2 separate regions of the Homo sapiens genome follow, and region 2 is linked to region 1. The links are chromatin contacts, found by Hi-C or POLR2A ChIA-PET in ENCODE. All regions are on one chromosome and are shown on one strand. The core of a region is the stretch at or near the end of the contact, and the rest is flanking DNA. Distances in the headings are between cores, read along the strand shown.

Region 1 (3,198 bases), core at 163-2,662:
AGATTTATTGCAGTTTTTTCTCAAGATCAGGACGTGGGAAGGAGAGAATGATCAAAGATGGCGGTGCCCAAAAGCAGCAGCTCTCAACTGGAGAGTCGAAGGAGTAGCTCCGACCCCCACCTCGGGGGTCTCCAGGCCCACTGCGGGGCGCAGCGTCTTACCTGTTTTCTCTTTGATCTCACACAGGACGCTGAAGAGCGCTGGTTTCATTCTGTGACAGTTCAGGGCATGTTTCCTAAAAAACAAATAACGAAACACAAAGGTATTAGCATCACCTATGGAATAATATGGCGCCTTCCTTTAAGTTAGACCCAAGATTTAATTCCAGCCCCCCATTCTGGAAGGCCCTTTTGAACCGTGGGAAGTCAACAAAAACTCCAGTTGACTAGTTCCCGACAGCCAGCAAGCCCCGGCGGCGAAAGCTGCAGCCGGAACAAGGCGGACCCATCTGCCCGGCAGGCAGCAGCCTCGGCCACTGCAGACGCGACGCGAACCCGCGCGGGGAGCCTCGCCCCGGGGGCAGGCGAAGGCGACCCGGGGGAGGGGACGGGTGCGGAGGGGCTCCCGCGTCCGCTCCTGTGCAGAGGAGGCCGGCCGACTGCGGCCAGCGGGAGGGTGACAGCTCGGCAAAGTTTGCAAGGCGGCCCTCCCTCTCCGAGAACTTGGCCGTCCGCACCCGGACCCGCCAGGGAACCGCCCATCGCCCCGCGCCGGGCCCGGGTGGCCGCCCGCATCGCGAGGTCGTCCCGCGGCCGCGGGAGCCGGCGCCGGGACTCCCCGCCGGAGGAGAAAGTTACACTTCCCGGCGGCGCGGCCCGCACGGGGTCGGGGCGGGAGGTTTAAATCCCTGGGAGGGGGCCGGGCTGCGAGGGGCAGGACGGGGGAAAGGACGCCACGGAATCCGCGCCGCACCGAGTCCGTCCCGAGCCCCCCAGAGCAACTTTGCCGACTCCCGCCCGCTTCGGGGGGCGCGGGCAAGTCCCCCCGAGGCCGGGGCGGGCGGCCGGCTTTCGGAGAAAGTTCCCCGCCGGGGGCTGCGGCCCTAGCCCCGGGCGCCACCCCGGGCCTCGACTCGGCCGCGGGCCCGGCTCCCGCACACACACAAAAGATGCTTAATGAGACGACACCAACTTTGCTTGCGCCTCGTCCAAGCTCTGGTCGGTGATGGTCATGATCTGGTGGAGGATGTCGCCGATGTCCTGCTTCCTGCCGTCGCCGTCCGCCCCTTCGTGGCCGTGCGGGGGAGGCGGCAGGGCCATGCCCCCCTGCACCGAGTGGCCAGCCAGGTTCACCCCGGCCAGAGTCTGCAGCATCCTGGATTGATCGTCCATCCCGCCGCGCGCGGGCGGGAGCGGGCGGCGGCTGAGGCGAAGGCTGAGGCGGCGGCGGCGGCGGCGGCGACGAGGGAGGAGAAGAAAGAGGGGGAGGGGGAGGGGGAGGCGGCCGCGCGCTCCCCGCCCGCGCGGGGAGGGGGCGGCCCGGCCGGCAGGGCCCGCGGCTGAGGCGATGAGGACGGGCGCCCGGCTCCGGCTTCCGCCGCCGCCGAGGCTGAGGAGAAGCGGCGGGCGGAAGCGCCGGGCTCCGCGGCGGTGGCGGAGGCGGAGGCGGCGGCGCCCGCTGCCCTCACGCGGCCGCCGCGCCGCCTCCTCGCCGCCGCGCGCCCCGCCGGGCGGCCCCGCGCAACTTGCTCCTCAGCGCCCGCCGAGTTGCCGGGACGCCCGCCGCCCCCCGCGCCAGCCTGCGCACTGCCCTCCTCGGCCGCCGCCGCCGCCTCGGCCAGGCGGGATCCGAGCCCCGGCGGCCCCGGGGGAGGCAGCGGCGGCGGCGGCGGGCGGCGGCGGAGGAGGAGGCCTGCGGGCGGGCCGCGGGGAGCGAGGGGGGGCGGAGGAGGAAAGTTTGGGAGCGGGCGGGCAGAGGCGGCGGGGGCGCTGAGCCCGGAGGAGGGCCCCGGCGGGCCGCGCGCCGGGCGGACAGCCGATGGATAGGGCGGGAGAAGTCGCCGCCGCCGCCGCCGGAGCCGCGCACCCAGCCAGCAGCCGCCGCGGACCGGGCTGGAAGGCCGCTGGGCCGAGGGATTGACAGGCTGCCAGTGCCACTCACTCACTGCGGCCCCGCGCCGGGGGGAGGGACGGGGGCTGGCAAGGGCGGGGGAGCGCTCCTCAGACCCCGCCCCCGGGGCGGTGCGCGCGCTCATTGGGCTCTGCGCCTCCCGCCGCCGCCGCCGGCACCGCCCCCGGGGCCCGGCCCGTTCCCTCTGGCCTCTGATACTCCGCGCTCCGGAGTGTGCCGCCGGATCCTCGCTCCAACCTCGTCGCGTCCTAGCCCCCCGGGATAGACCGGGCCGGCCCACAAACGGTGTGCCCGCACCCCGACTCCTGCTCCATGCTTTTGGCAGTCATGGGAGCGGGGGGTTGTGTATGGGACAGTGGGCAACTCGCTGCAAAGCCAACCGTGTGCTCCCCCGCCGCGCCCGTGAGCTTCACGCCTCGGACAGCTCCTGGTGCACTTTCCCGCTCTTCCTGTCAGGAGGTGGTGCCCTCTGGGTACCAGGCCGCTCGTCCCGGGCCAATCGCAAAGCGCTTAGAGCCGAATGGGGCGGGACAGAGGCAAGAAAGGGTCGTCCCAATTGGAGCGTTCGAAAGGTTCTGGGCAGAGGCGGGGAAGCGGCGAGTGGGGGCCTCGCCCCGCCTGCGGTCGCCATGGTAACCGAGAGGGCGCAGCTCAGCGTTGGCGCCAGCACCGGGGTCTTGTGCTGTCCCTCAATGGGTGACCAGTTAAGGTGGGAACCTGTGGTCTCACATACTTGAAGTCTGAGCTGAGTGGACCTGACTGCCATAGACTTTCCATTGAAAGGGGAAATGTGTCAGAGAGAAGCGAGTCTGGGAGGAGGGAAAGTGCCTTCAGTCCAGGACTAATTTCAAGGTTTACAACACTTTACACACTCTGCAACTCCTGATAATCCAGGGACTACTCCTTTGGCAGCGTTTGCTATTCGATGCCTCCAGATGTACTGAAGCTGCAAAAACGAGCTCTTCATTACAAAGATACGTTTGTTTAGGAAGAGACTGGATTTCACTTGTCAACTTACCCCATCACCACGAGTCATTTAATGTTGGTAACGCCAGCCACGATTTTTCGTATCTATAACACCCCTTCTTCCATTGAATTCTACCTACAAATAACTGAAGGCTCACATTA
Region 2 (2,787 bases), core at 17-2,516, 320 kb after region 1:
CCCAGCACAGTGGCCGGCATGTGCAAGTGTGCAGGTGCTCAATGAGCTTTTCTTTTCGCTTTTTTTTTTTTTTTTTTTGAGACAGGGTCTCCCTGTCTTGCCCAGGCTGGAGTGCAATGGCGTGATCTTGGCTCACTGCAACCTCCATCTCCCAGGTTCAAGCAATTCTTGTGCCTCATACTCCCGAATAGCTGGGATTACAGGCACATGCCACCACACCCAGCCTTAAAAAACATTTGTGGGACAAATGACTGCCTTCTGCTGGTGCAACTGAGAAGCCCAGAACACAGACAGAGCCACAGAGGACAGGACTGGACCAAGGGTGCCCTTGGGCAGACAATAGGAAGGCAGGGGATGCAGCTGGAGCCGTGAGCACGAGGCCAGGCGTGGCCTAGACCCATTCTCCAGCTTCAGGAGCTCTGCCTGGGCACACGAGCCTGGGTACATGTCGGCCACCACGAACCCCGTCAGTCAAGGTGGCTGCACTTCGGTCAGAACGAGCATCTGGGTACCTGTTAGCCACCAGGAACGCCCCTCAGTTAAGACGGCTGCACTTCAGTCAGAACGGGCACCGCTTCTGCCAAGATGGCTGCCTCCAGTCAAGATGGCTGCCAAGTTGGCCCCATAGAACAGGGCCCACTGGGCAGTGAAAGCCCTGCTGCAACTGGCTTCAAAACAGAACAAACGAACTGTTAAATGGTGTCAAGACTGTAAATGGGAGGACTCAAAACCCAAGGCAGCCCAAATTCTCCAAAGAATAAGAGAAAACCAGTCAGCCCAGCCCTGTGCCTCTGAGAATGCTGGGTAATTTCATTTTCCTCTGTCTTTTTGTTTTCCTTCAGCAGAACCACCAAGAAGCAGCCACAAAAATCAGTTAAGACTTCCAGAGTGCTTCCTTCTCCAGAAATCTTTTATAAAAGGTGAAAGATTTACAAGACCTGAAGAGCAAACCAAGCAGGATAATTGTTTTTGGAATGACCCCAATATTTTCACCCCGGCGACCCCGGCTGGGCGTCTTGCCCCATATTTATGATTCCTGGTCCTCTGTGCGCCGCTGGGCGACCTTTCTGAGCCCCCTCTGCAAGCCCCCAGTCCCTTATCGGGCCTGTAACTCACCCTGACGTTATCTCTCGGGAGGGTTTTATGCACTTTAATTTAACTCCCTCATCATTATTTCCCGGACTTCAAGGTTTTCTCTTTGGAGCTGCCCTTCCTGGGACAAGCATAATCTGTTTGCCATCAGGCCCAATAAATATGTTTGTGCGGGAGATGGGAACCGTTTGGGGAGAGCAGCTCAGGCCTGGGAAGCAGCCTCAGGCTCTCACCCCCTTCTCGGCTTCCAGGCTGGTCTCTGTCCTTGAACCTCTGTCGGATGGGAGTCACAGCCTTAGATGCCAGGCCACGTGGCCAGATCTAGCAAATGCAAATCCAGGACGCCCAGTTAAATTTGAATTTCAGATAAACAATGGATTGTTTTAGTATAATAAGTATGTCCCATGCAGTGTATGCGAAAAAATTATTCATTGTTTATCTGAAATTCAAATTTAATTGGGTGTCTCGTATTTTCAGTGGTATCAGCTCCTAGGGGGCTGCTGCACTCACGACTCCAAATGCACGTTCATATATTGGGGGTGTATTTGTTCCCGAGGGCTGCTGTAACAAAGTTCTACAGATTTGGTGGGGGCGGGGGGGGGGCGGGTAAACAAAATAAACTGATGTTCTCACAATTCTGGAGGCTAGAAGTCCGAGGTGGAGGTGCCAGCAGGGGCGGCTTCTCCCGAGGCCTCTCTGCCTGGCATGCGGATGGCCGGCTTTTCCCTCTGTCCTCATGTCTCCCCTCTGGGTATCTGCGTCCTAATTTCTTCCTCCTATAAGGACACCAGTCAGATTGGATTAGGGCCCACCCTAATGATGTCACTTTCATTTAATTACCCCTTTAAAGGCCCTGTCTTTGCCGGGCATGGTGGCTCACCCCTGTAATCCCAGAAATTTGGGAGGTCAAGGTGGGAGGATCGCTTGAGCCCATGAGTTCAAGACCAGCCTGGGCAATATAGGGAGACCCCGTCTCTACGAAAAATTAAAAAAAAAAATTAGCTGGATGTAATGGCACATGCCTGTAGCCCCAGCCACCTGGGAGGCTGAGGTGGGAGGATCACCTGAGCCCAGGGAAGTTGAGGCTGCATGAGCCGTGATGGCGCCACTGCACTCCAGCCCAGGCGACAGAGCGAGATCCTGTCTCAAAAAATATAATTAAATAAATGAATAAGGGCCCAGTCTCTCATTACAGTCACATGCTAAGGCAGTGGGGGTTAGGACTTCAACAGATGAATTTGTGGGGGAGATAGAATCCCGCCCATCACAGGGGGTATGTAACCATCACCCACCAGAAGGGGTCTGGGCAACCTGTGAGGACAAGGGCTTTGCCTGTCTGGCCACCACTGGGTCACCAGTGCCGGCCCCAGGGCTTGGCTCAGAGCAGGCACACAATGAATCATCTGCAGTAGGGCCCCCTGTCAGATGCCACCCATGCTGTCCCCTGACCTTCCCACGGTGTGTAGCAATCCCGAGGGGGCCCTTGACCGCTCTGTGAGGCGGGTATGCGGAGGAGGAATGGAGCACAGAGAGGCACAGGAGCAACCCTGGGTCACACAGCAAATCAGGGCCGACCCTTACAAGCAGGTCTCAGGCTCCAGAACCAGGACGGATTCCCCTCTATCCACCCCTGCCAACCACCCCTAACCATTTGTTCCTTAACTCTCTTAGGGTCCCCATAAGCCCACGGCACTC

The links. Hi-C counts contacts between places; a loop is a spot of excess contacts on that map. ChIA-PET counts read pairs that join two places held with the same protein, here RNA polymerase II (POLR2A). Pooled maps may share reads with other maps.
Region 2: a loop to region 1 is called in a map of PC-9, with 2.7 times the contacts of the local background. The contact joins the enhancer-like site here to the promoter of PBX3 in region 1. A Hi-C loop is called at or near these places in 7 of 168 maps with a recorded cell type or tissue (IMR-90, PC-9, Right ventricle myocardium superior and 4 more), 1 of 37 single-sample maps with no recorded cell type and 9 of 50 pooled maps. POLR2A ChIA-PET finds 5 or more read pairs at or near these places in 2 of 52 experiments (GM12878 and WTC11).

The regions. Positions count from the first base shown.
Region 1 is chr9:125,745,587-125,748,784 of GRCh38, reverse strand. PBX3 (PBX homeobox 3) reads right to left here and starts at 1,412. Exons shown (of 9, transcript NM_006195.6): 1 at 1,132-1,412; 2 at 162-235. The coding sequence starts at 1,331. PBX3-DT (PBX3 divergent transcript) reads left to right here and starts at 2,856. Exons shown (of 2, transcript NR_122032.1): 1 at 2,856-3,198. RefSeq lists silencers at 438-777, 1,048-1,577, 1,588-1,637, 1,888-2,317.
Region 2 is chr9:125,423,955-125,426,741 of GRCh38, reverse strand. LOC112268055 (a long non-coding RNA gene) reads right to left here. Exons shown (of 3, transcript XR_002956935.2): 2 at 513-1,868. It also overlaps the pseudogene RNU5B-5P. Among named protein-coding and RNA genes, the nearest start is that of GAPVD1, 160 kb to the right of the region's middle. RefSeq lists an enhancer at 2,403-2,787. Within about 2 kb of position 1,266, at least 3 of the 41 ENCODE cell types and tissues checked have a DNase peak (open chromatin) inside an H3K27ac peak, as active enhancers do; they include ovary, where a contact is called at or near this core.